2 separate regions of the Homo sapiens genome follow, and region 2 is linked to region 1. A link is an interaction called in ENCODE POLR2A ChIA-PET data of the cell type or tissue named here. Cell type or tissue: HepG2. All regions are shown on one strand. Links, peaks and the distances in the headings refer to the core of each region. The heading gives the core; the rest is flanking DNA.

Region 1 (5,366 bases), core at 261-5,260:
TTTGACTCCTGCTGTGTGTAGTTCTGCTGACAATGACCTGGACAGCTCTGCGCCATGCACAGCGTCTCTTTTCTCCGACTTACCAAATTTTAGACACTACTGACTCCTCCATGTGAAAGATGGGAATTCAGCTACATCACATTACCCTACAAACTTTATTGTTAATGTAATTATTTTTATTTCTTCTACTGCTTTTTTGGTAACTTTATTTATTTATTTATTTATTATTTATTTTCGAGATGCAATTTCGCTCTTATTGCCCAGGCTGGAGTGCAGCGGCACAGTCTCGGCTCACTGCAACCTCTGCCTTCTGGGTTCAAGTGATTTTCTTGCCTCAGCCTCCCGAGTAGCTGGGATTACAGGTGCCCACCACTACGCCCAGCTAATTTTCTATTTTTAGTAGAGACGGAGTTTCACTATGTTGGTTGGGCTGGTCTCGAACTCCTGACCTCAGGTGATCTGCCCACCTCAGCCTCCCAAAGTGCTGGGATTACAGGTGTGAGCCACCATGCCCAGACTTTTTTTTTTTTTTTTTTTTTGAGACAGTTTCTCTCTGTTGCCTATGCTGGAGTGCGGTGGCGTGATCTCAGCTAACTGCAACCTCTGCCTCCCGGGTTCAAGTGACTCTCCTGCCTCAGCCTCCCAAGTAGCTAGGCCTACAGGCGCGCACCACTACACCCAGCTAATTTTTGTATTTTTAGTAAAGATGGGGTTTCACCACGTTGGCCAGGCTGGTCTGGAACTCCCGACCTCAGGTGATCGCCCACCTCAGCCTCCCAAAGTGCTGGGATTACAGGCTTGAACCACTGCGCCCGGCATATGTTTTAATTTAATTTTTAAAGACAGGGTCTTGCTCTGTCACCCAGGATGGAGTGCAGTGGTGTGGACACAGCTCACTGCAGCCTCGAACTCCGGGGCCCAATCGATCCTCCCACCTAGTCCTCCTGTGTGACTGGGACTACAGGCGTACACCACGCTGCCAGCTACTTTTTGTATTTTTGCAGAGCGGGGTTTCACCGTGTTGCTCAGGCTGGTCTTGAATTCCTGAGCTTAAGTGATCTGACTGCCTCAGCCTCCCAGATTGCTGGGATTACAGGCATGAGCCACTGCTCCCGGCCCTTGGTAACTTTAAATAATATTCTTTCTGCTATTAGGGAAACAAGAGCCTAGGAGAGCCAGGGTCACAACATCTTAAAACAAACTTCATCTTAAAACTAGTAAAGGACATTCCTTGCCAGTCACATAGTACTGAGATATTTACAAATGAGAAAACAGCTTAAAAATACCTGCAAGGACACACTCCCACAACGATGAAAAGTCCAGATGTTCTGATAGACACAATAATATATGCTTTCAAGATAATTCTACTTATGCTGTTTGTACCTGCATACTAAAATGTCAAGGATAGTTTTCTTTAAATCAACCGAATAATAAATTCTGTCATGCTATCAGCCCACCCGCGCACGTGGGCACAGCTTAGTTTAGTCTTTATACAGATAAGACCCCCATATAAAAAAAACTTAAAGCGGGCGCATTTTCTCTGCTTTCTGAGGTCGTCTCGCTCTGTAACTGAGTGGCTTTCAATAATGAGCTTTTAGGCCAAGTGCAGTCGCTCACGCCTATAATCCCAGCACTTTGGGAGGCCGAGGCAGGCGGATCACCAGAGGTCAGGAGTTCGAGACCAGCCTGGCTAACGTGCTAAAATCCCATCTTTACTAAAAATGCGAAAATTAGCCAGGCGTGGTGGTGGGGGCCTGTAATCCCAGCTACTCGGGAGGCTGAGACAGGAGAATTGCTTGAAACCGGGAGGCAGAGCTTGCAGTGAGCTGAGATGGTGACATTGTACTCCAGCCTGGGCAACAGAGTGAGACTCCGTCTCAAAAAAAAAAAGAATATGTTTACTTTCACACTCACCTCTGACCTCCTCTTGGGAAGACGAGGTTACCGGTGCCTTCCCTTCTCTTCCACTTTCAGATTTCTTCCCGGTCAGCCCCAAACACTGAATGTAAATACGGTCCAACATCAACCTGCAAACGAACACTGACATGAAAGTGCAGTTGGAAAGGATCTCGCAAAGGAACAGAATCTGGTGATCCTAATCGTAATGAACGTGATCGCCGGGTATTGAGAGCTTGCAGGTACCAGGGCTCCGGCACTACGTGTTTCACAGGGGCCACTCGGTAGACCTCTTGGTGACCTTGAGGTCAGGTACCACGTTCCCATTTTACAGAGGAGGAAACTGAGATAACCTACGACAGCGAAAAGGTAGCAGAGCTGGGACTGGTGCCCAGGCTCGCCGAGTGGAAAAGCCCTCGGCCACCGTGGAGAGCTCGCTTCCTGTGGTCTGAAGCGTCGCCCCTGCACCGGCTTCTGCTGCCAAGGATGGCTTTTCCTCACTGGTGCCCACCTACGCTCACTTGTGTCATGTGGTTAAGCCCTTTTGGCAACATAAGACCTTTCCCAAGAATGTGCCTCGGTGCAGAGGAAGACGGTGGGGGCAGGCCCCCTCCCCGGGATGCTCCACCCTCCCTGACCTCACACGGGTGCAACCTGGGCCGTGGCCGAGACCTGCTGTGTGGCAGACAATGGGAAGCCTGTGTGTCGTCCTGGGTGCCGGATTTAGACAATATTTAGCTTTCCCTTGGTGGAAAAGCCTTTCCCCTCCTGCTTTGGGCAGGAACTGGTTCCTGTTGGGCGGGGCCTGGCTGCTGCCCCACCCCCACCCGGCCGGGCACCTTGACCGGCAGCTCTCCGGGCTGCTCCCTGCCTGTGTCCCTGAGCACTGACTCCAGAGGTTTAATCATTAACGGGCACGTTTGGCCTTCGGTCGTGGGCTGGAATTTGGGACCTGTGCCCGGGAACAATGATCTCCGACACATTATTTTGTGTAAAATCACTTTTAGCTGCCATTAGCTAATAAAGCTGGAATAAAGTGAGGTCCATTAACCAGCACTGGCCTCTCGGCCTCTGGGGCTCCTTGGGAGGGACCCAAGGGACTCACCTTTTGAGGACCGTGAAATCGCCGCTAGAAAATGTGCTTACAATTGTGGTCCAGCACTGAAGCTGCTCAGTATGTTTTCAGTCCCCTCTGTGGCAACCCCGTGTGTGGTTTTGGGGACTGGCAGAGTGCCCTGGAAGCGTGCCCACGTGCTGCAGATCCACCAGAGGAAATGCTCGGGAAACGCTGACGCCTGCTTTGCCCCCTGTTTCAGGGTCACCGAATGAGAAGCTGTTGGGATGAATGGCTCCCCCACCCTCCTAGCCCGGGCCAGGGGTCGCCCAGCAGCAATGCCCACCTCCCTTCGTCATGGGAGGAGCTAGTGCTCCAGTCAGCCCTTTTCATCCTGAGCTGTTTGCTGGAAGTCACCAGTGGGTATCCACAGCGCAAGCCTCCTCTCTCTCCTTCCCCCAACCTCTGAGACAGCTGGCTGGATGCTCCCTCCAACCCCATTCCCCTGCCCTCTCCTGAGGACAGCTCTGTCGGGAGCAGGGCCTCCCAGCAAGAGCCAGCAGCTGCGCTGTTTCTGCTGCTCCAGCATTTCGGGGGCAGCTGGCTGGAAGGGTAGGGGCGATTTAGAGAGGCCCACTGGCAGGTGTGGTGATGGGACTCCATGTCTCCCGCATGGGACGCCCCCTCCTCCCTGGGCTTCATTCTTAGGGTCCCCAGTCATTCTTCCCTGGGCACAGCCCTCCCTCTCTGTGCCTCATTAGCTCATCCCCAAGTCCACCCTACAGCTGGTCACCTCCGTCTTGGTGCAGCCTGCCTCCATGGCCCCGCCTGAATGCTGAGTGCCCAAGGGCCAGTGTTGCAAGGGGACCCCACCAGCCTTTCTACAGAGGCAACCAGAACCCTCTGGCCTCTCCCCATCTTCCTGCCCTCCCACATTTCTGCCTCCCTAGCTCTGCCCCCTGCCCCAGGAAGCTGAGGCTGCAAACTCAGAATCTGCCTTCGCCTCTGGTGCGCTGCCAACTCCCCCTTGGGCAGGCCTGTCGCCTGCAGCCTGTGTCTGTGCTGCCCTCCACTGCCGTGGCAGTGCCCAGGCCAACTGGTCGGCATGCTTGGGCTCAGGGACAACTTCACGGTCAGCACGTGGCTGTGCATGGCCTTGGACACCTGGAACGTGGAGCCGGTCAGCCAGCAGCTTTCAGACAGGGAGGGGCCGAAGGGTCCAGGCCACACAGAGGGCCAGGGCCAGCAGCCAGGCACTGGCTGCCACCACCCGTTTTCCCCCAGCAGCCCTGGGCTCTCCCTTGGTGGCTCTGCTCTGTGACTGCGGGCTGGTTCTTGGACCTCGGTTCCCTGCTGTTCTGGGAGGCTCGGGGCCTAGCTGAACTTGGGGCCTTCCTGCCTGCCAGCCCCTGACTCCGGATGGCCAGACACACTCCCAGAAACTCCACCCGGCCTCTTGTTGGCCACCGGAAGGGCTGGCGAGAGCTGCAGGATGCGCACACCCCTATTGAGGGCTTGCCCGCTGCCCCTCTGGGAGCCTTCCTGGAATCCGGGAAATGAAGGCGCTCTCAGGCAGGACACCCAGTCAGATCCGTCTCGTGCAGGGCTCCGGGCCCCGTTCCTGGCCCTGCCAGGGAAGCCAGACCCGGCTGCCCAAGAGCAGACCCTGCCTGCAGAAGCGCTCCCAGGGGAGACAGCCAGGACCTCACTGGGAACAGACCCCCCAGGTTATTTCCAAGCCTGCCCCTCCTTTGCCTCCCTGCTGCCTCCTCATACCCCCCCCGCACCCCGGCTGAGAGCAGCCACCGCCCAGCTTGCCCTGCCATGGTTCTCTGCTCAGGCTACAGCCCCCTGGATTAGAGTGGTTTACTGGTCTCTGCTACTTTTAGGATCAAACCTAAACTCTTAAAGAACTTGACCCACAAAGAGCTGGCTCTGCAGATCCGTGGGGGAAAAGGTAGACTACTCTGTACATAGGGTTTGGACAACTCTCAAGAGAGAAAGCTGGTTTATTTCACATCACTGGGAGAGATCCACTCCAGAGGGATTAAATAACTTACAATATAGAAAATATTCGAGTGTGGGCCCTCCTTCACCCCCAAAGTGGGGTGGCTCTCCAGGGTCATCACTGAAAACACTCGATTGCATAAAAGCCCCGTCGGCTCTGGGCACAGCCAGGAAGGTGCATCTCCCCAGACAAACAAGCTGTATTATCTCCAGCATGTAGGACAGGGAGGTGATGTTCTCCAGATGTTAGGAGCTGCCTCCCACTCCCCGGCCCTGCCCAGGCTGAGTGCCTGCTGAATGCTTTATGTAAGTGCCAAATGGCAGCGCTTGCACCCTGGGGCCGGATGGAACAGCAAGGAGGCCTCGGGCCTGGGTGGGGGCCTTGGGGCCCTGCTAACACCATGGGAGG
Region 2 (5,366 bases), core at 243-5,242, 290 kb before region 1:
GAATTGCTTGAACCTGGGAGGCAGAGGTTGCAGTGAGCTGAGATAGTACCACTGCACTCCAGCTTGGGTGGCAAAGCAAGACTCCATCTCAAGAAAAAAAAAAGATTGGCCTAGCGCAGTGGCTCACGCCTGTAATCTCAGCACTTTGGGAGGCCGAGGCTGGCGGATCACGAGGTGGAGAGATCAAGACCATCCTGGCCAACATGGTGTAACCCCAGCTCTACTAAAAATACAAATATTAGCTGGGCATGTTGGCGCACGCCTGTAGTCTCAGCTACTCGGGAGGCTGAGGCAGGAGAATCACTTGAACCCGGGAGGCAGAGGTTTCAGTGAGCTGAGATCGCACCACTGCACTCCAGCCTGGGTGACAGAGCAAGACTCCATCTTAAAAAAAAAAAAAAAAGATTATCCAGCTGGGTGTGGTGGCTCATGCCTGTAATCCCAGCACTTTAGGAGGGCGGATCACCTGAGGTCAGGAGTTCGAGACCAGCCTGGCCAACATGGTGAAACCCCGTCTCTACTAAAAATACAAAAATTAGCCGGGTGTTGTGGCAGGCGCCTGTCATCCCAGCTACTCAGGAGGCTGAGGCAGGAGAATTGCTTGAACCTGGGAGGCAGAGGTTGCAGTGAGCCGAGATCGTGCCACTCACTCCAACCTGGATGACAAGTAAAACTCTCTCTCCAAAAAAAAAAAAAAAAAATTAACCCAAAAATTTGTATGCTCAAGTTTTTTTTTAATTAGGTTAATATAATTGTAACAGCCATATTCAAATAAAGTATTTCTGTGGGCTTTTAAATAGTTACAAAATAAAGCTTATCTCAGTGATGTGGGTTTTTGGTTTTTTTGTTGTTGTTGTTTTTTGAGACGGTGTCTTGCTCGTTCGCCCAGGCTGGAGTGCAGTGGCGCGATCTCAGCTCACTGCAACCTCTGCCTCCCAGGTGCAAGCGATTCTCCTGTCTCAGCCTTCCAAGTAGCTGGGACTACAGGTACGTGCCAACACACCCAGCCAATTTTTGTATTTTTAGTAGCGACAGGGTTTCACCATGTTGGCCAGGATGGTCTTGATCGCTTGACCTCACGACCTGCCCACCTCAGCCTCCCAAAGTGTTGTGATTACAGGCGTGAGCCACCGCGACCAGCCCACTGATGTGTTTTATACCACTTTTCCCACAAAATGCATGTTTGTTAAAATTCCAAATATTTTAAATATTTTAATTTGGAGTTTAAAAGCAAAATAATATTGAGTCTCTTTCTCCCACTTTGTGTGTTGGGTGGTCTTTGTAGAAACTGATTTTTTACCTGCTCATATTCACCCAAAAAAAGGAGCCGGATGTGGCTAACAGAAGTTCAGCAGGACTCACGAGGGCTATCTCAGGTCAGTGAAAACAGGATATCTAATGCCTTTTCCTCTTTCTGTTTTGTTTTGACACGGAGTCTCGGTCTGTCACTCAGGCTGGAGTGCAGTGGCATGATCTCTGCTCACTGCAGGCTTCACCTCCCGGGTTCAAGCAATTCTCCTGCCTTAACCTCCAGAGTAGCTGGGATTACAGGTGTGTACCACCACGCCTGGCTAATTTTTGTATTTTTAGTAGAGATGGGGTTTCACCATGTTGGCCAGGCTGGTCTCAAACTCCTGACCTCGTGATCTGCCCACCTCGGCATCCCGAAGTGCTGGGATTACAGGTGTGAGCCACCGAGCCCGGCCTTCCTTGTTTTTATTTAATCCTAATAATGTACCGGAAGCTGCACCTGCCTGCAAGCCTCAGCTCCCTTGAGGCCATCCCGTAGCTCTGGCAGAGCCCCCAGCAGGGCTCCAGTTGGCGTCAGGTACAGCATTTGCTCTGCACAAATGCTGGAGTTATAATGATTAATAGAAGCATCTTCAAGAAAAACCTCCCCAGGGAAAGGCCGCCGTGTGGGGAGCATCTTTAGGAGCTGCAGCTGGAGGACCCGGGCCTGCCCACACACATGCTGCTCTTTAAAGGAAGCGGAATTGCATCAGGGCTACGGAGAAGCCTTGCCTTGGGGCAGCAGTGCTACCCTGCTTCGATCTTTTGCGCCTAAGAGGACAAAGCTTGAGAGCTGTTTTCTGACAAGCCCTTTAGTCTGCTTCCAGCACGGGGAAGTGGCTGCTTCCAAGCCTTTGTGCCTCAGGCACACGCTGAGCCTTCCGCCCCCAGCAGAGGAGTGAGCCACAGAAGGCCCTTTGTTCTGTACATTTGCAAGGAGTATTTTAGACTTCTGATTAATGGAGAAACCACGCAACTCCTGGCAGATTGTATGACAGTTTTCTGTTTGCTGATTTTTTTTATTTTTATTTTTGCTACCAGCACTTTTTTTTTTTTTTTTTTTAAGAAAAACAGCAACAAGGCCGGGTGCGGTGGCTCACGCCTGTAATCCCAGCACTTTGGCGTGACCCCCGCACGAGGTCAGGAGTTTGAGACCAGCCTGGCCAGTGTGGTGAAACCCCGTCTCTACTAAAAATACAAAAATTAGCTGGGCCATGGTGGCGCATGCCTGTAACCCCATCTACTCAGGAGACTGAGGTAGGAGAATCGCTTGACCCCAGGAGGCAGAGGTTGCAGTGAGCCGAGATCGCACCACTGCACTCCTGCCTGGGCGTCAGAGTGAGCCTCCGTCTCAAAACACAATCAAACAAACAAACAAAAAACAGAAACAAAAATAGCTCTATTCTGCTGAGATTTTTAAAGTTAAAATTGTAACAGTGTGTCTGGTTAGGAAATCGGAGCAGCATAGGAAGGAGTAGATGACAAAGGAATAGGCTTCCTTTCTAAATCCATAATTAATTTTCCTGAAGGTGAGGCTGGAGGTTCCTGTTCTGAAAGCCCCCTTATTGGGAGGCAGCCAGTAGAGTTTGGGGTCTGGGTGCTGCTGGCATTTTCCTCCCCGTGGCCCACTGGGTTCGCCTTCCCAGAGTCTTATTAGATTCCCTCTCAGGCTCCCCCATGCTTGCATTATTTTTTTGCCTTTTAACATAGATCCCTTCTGAACGGTGTGCTACAGCGCCTTCATTCCTTTCCAGAGTATTTTCCTCTGTGATGCATGCTCTGCAGTGGATCAGCTTTTGTCGTGGATGGCTGAGCGTGAGGCTGAGCCACCCCTGCCTCCTGGTGGATGTGGGCCGCACCCCTCCAGCTGGTCCCACCTGCCGACCAGCTGTTCTGGTTGCTCCCTCATCTATAGGCTGCAAGCGTTTGAAGGGAGGAGATGTGGGGAATGGTTAAAATCTGTCAATGTTTATTCAGCCGAGAAATACTGAGCACCTGCTCTGCTGGGCACAAGGGCCCCGATGTTGGTAGTTCATTGTTGCTCCCCCTGCAAAGACTAGCAAGATTTAAAGTAAGAGAAAAAAGCCAGCCACATAATGTAGACCCCACCAGAATGTTTTACAGAATCAGCTGATCTGACTCATGTTTACATTCCCAGTTAATCATAGATTTCAATTATATTCTTTTTTTTTTTTTTGAGACCGAGTCTCGCTCTGTCCCCAGGCTGGAGTGCAGTGGCGCGATCTTGGCTCACTGCAACCTCCACCTGCTGGGTTCAAGCGATTCTTCTACCTCAGCCTCCCGAGTAGCTGGGACTACAGGTGCGCGCTACCACCACCAGCTAATTTTTGTGTTTTTAGTAGAGACAGTGTTTCACCATATGGGCCAGGCTGGTCTCAAACTCCTGACCTCATGATCCGCCTGCCTCGGCCTCCCAAAGTGCTGGGATTACAGGCTTGAGCCACCGTGCCCAGCCTATTCTTAACTTTCAATTGCAGAAGGCTCTCTACTCACAAGGTCCAGCAATTACATCTGAGTGCTCATTAATAAAAATGATTTCTTGCTATGTCACAATGAAAGCACTGTGAAATTAATAGCCAAGTTTTAAGACATGAAATTTCTTTTTTTTTGAGACAGGGTCTCACTCTGTCCCCCAAGCTGGAGTACAGTGGCGCACTCTCCGCTCACTGCAACCTCTGCCTCCCAGGTTCAAGCGATCCTCCTGCCTCAGCCTCCTGAGTAACTGGGAGTACAGGCACTGGCCACCACACCAAGCTAATTTTTATACTTTTGTAGAGACGGTTTCACTATGTTGGCCAGGCTGGTCTCGAATTCCTGGGCTTAAGCGATCTTCCCACCTCATCCTCTCAAAATGCTGGGATTACAGGCATGAGCCACTGCTCCCGGCCAAGACATGAAATTTCAAGTAGGGATGTACATACAATTACAGGAGCCCTTCAAGTCACCTGTCATACTCCGTACCTGGCCTCATCTATCTGGAGCCTCAGGTGTAGCCTAGAATGCCCTCACAACCACTCCCCACTGCACAAAGACACGGCTCCCCTATGAAACCGCAGTCTCCCCTGGCTGGACAGGTGCTCCTGCTCTGTGCCCCTCAGTGCTCTGGACAAGCCTCAGTGATTTACAGAACTCTGGCCAGGCAAGGTGGCTCACGCCTGTAATCCCAGCACTTTTAGGAGTCTGAGGCAGGTGGATCACCTGAGGTCAGGAGTTGGAGACCAGCCTGGCCAACATGGTGAAACCCCATCTCTACGAAAAATACAAAAATTAGCCAGGTGTGGTGGTGGGTACCTGTAATCCCAGCTACTTGGGTGGCTGAGGCAGGAGAATCATTTGAACCTGGGAGCCAGAGGTGGTAGTGATCTGAGATTGCGCCACTGCACTCCAGCCTGGGAAACAGAGAGAGACTCTGTCTCAAAAAAAAAAAAAAAAACAAAAAAGCCTGGCACAGTGGCTTATGCCTGTAATCCCAATACTTTGGGAGGCCACTGCAGGCAGATCACGAGGTCAAGAGATCAAGACCATCCTGGCCAACATGGTGAAACCCTGTCTCTACTAAAAATACAAAAATTAGCTGGGTGTGGTGGCACACATTTGTAGTCACAGCTACTCGGGAGGCTGAGGCAGAAGAATCGCTTGAATCCGGGAGGCGGAGTTTGCAGTGAACCTTGATCGAGCCACTGCACTCCAGCCTGGCGACGAGCAAGACTCCATCTCAAAAAAAAAAAAAAAAGAGTCTGGATGCAGTGGCTCACGCCCGTTATCCCAGCCCTTTGGGAGGCCAAGGTGGTTGGATCACCTGAGGGCGGGAGTTCGAGACTAGCCTGACCAACATGGAGAAACCCCATCTCTACTAAAAATACAAAAAATTAGCCGGGCGTGGCGGTGCATTCTTGTAATCCCAGCTACTCAGAGGCTGAGGTAGGAGAATTGTTTGAACCCGAGAGGCGGAGGTTGCGGTGAGCCAAGATCACGCCATTGCACTCTAGCCTGCGCAACAAGAGCAAAAGTCCATCTCAAGAAAAAAAAAAAAGAAAAGAAAAGAAAAATTCTAG

The links. Peaks named below come from ENCODE experiments on the same cell type or tissue, not always from the same donor. Only the 100,000 strongest peaks of a DNase experiment are listed, where the experiment ranks them.
Region 2: POLR2A ChIA-PET joins it to region 1 with 6 read pairs; 1 of 35 experiments calls an interaction of 5 or more read pairs at or near these places.

The regions. Positions count from the first base shown.
Region 1 is chr14:103,877,430-103,882,795 of GRCh38, forward strand. LOC105370689 (a long non-coding RNA gene) reads left to right here. Exons shown (of 3, transcript NR_188198.1): 2 at 1-166; 3 at 1,975-2,949. Among named protein-coding and RNA genes, the nearest start is that of PPP1R13B-DT, 32 kb to the left of the region's middle. RefSeq lists enhancers at 2,523-2,817, 2,676-3,358, 4,042-4,723. In HepG2, for the core only: no CTCF peak of the experiment used is centred there; DNase peaks (open chromatin) are centred at 2,772 and 4,122; H3K4me3 peaks cover 2,712 bases.
Region 2 is chr14:103,592,389-103,597,754 of GRCh38, forward strand. No RefSeq gene overlaps it. Among named protein-coding and RNA genes, the nearest start is that of COA8, 32 kb to the left of the region's middle. RefSeq lists a silencer at 1,309-1,448. In HepG2, for the core only: a CTCF peak has its summit at 3,132 (motif pointing left); a DNase peak (open chromatin) is centred at 2,173; H3K4me3 peaks cover 1,011 bases.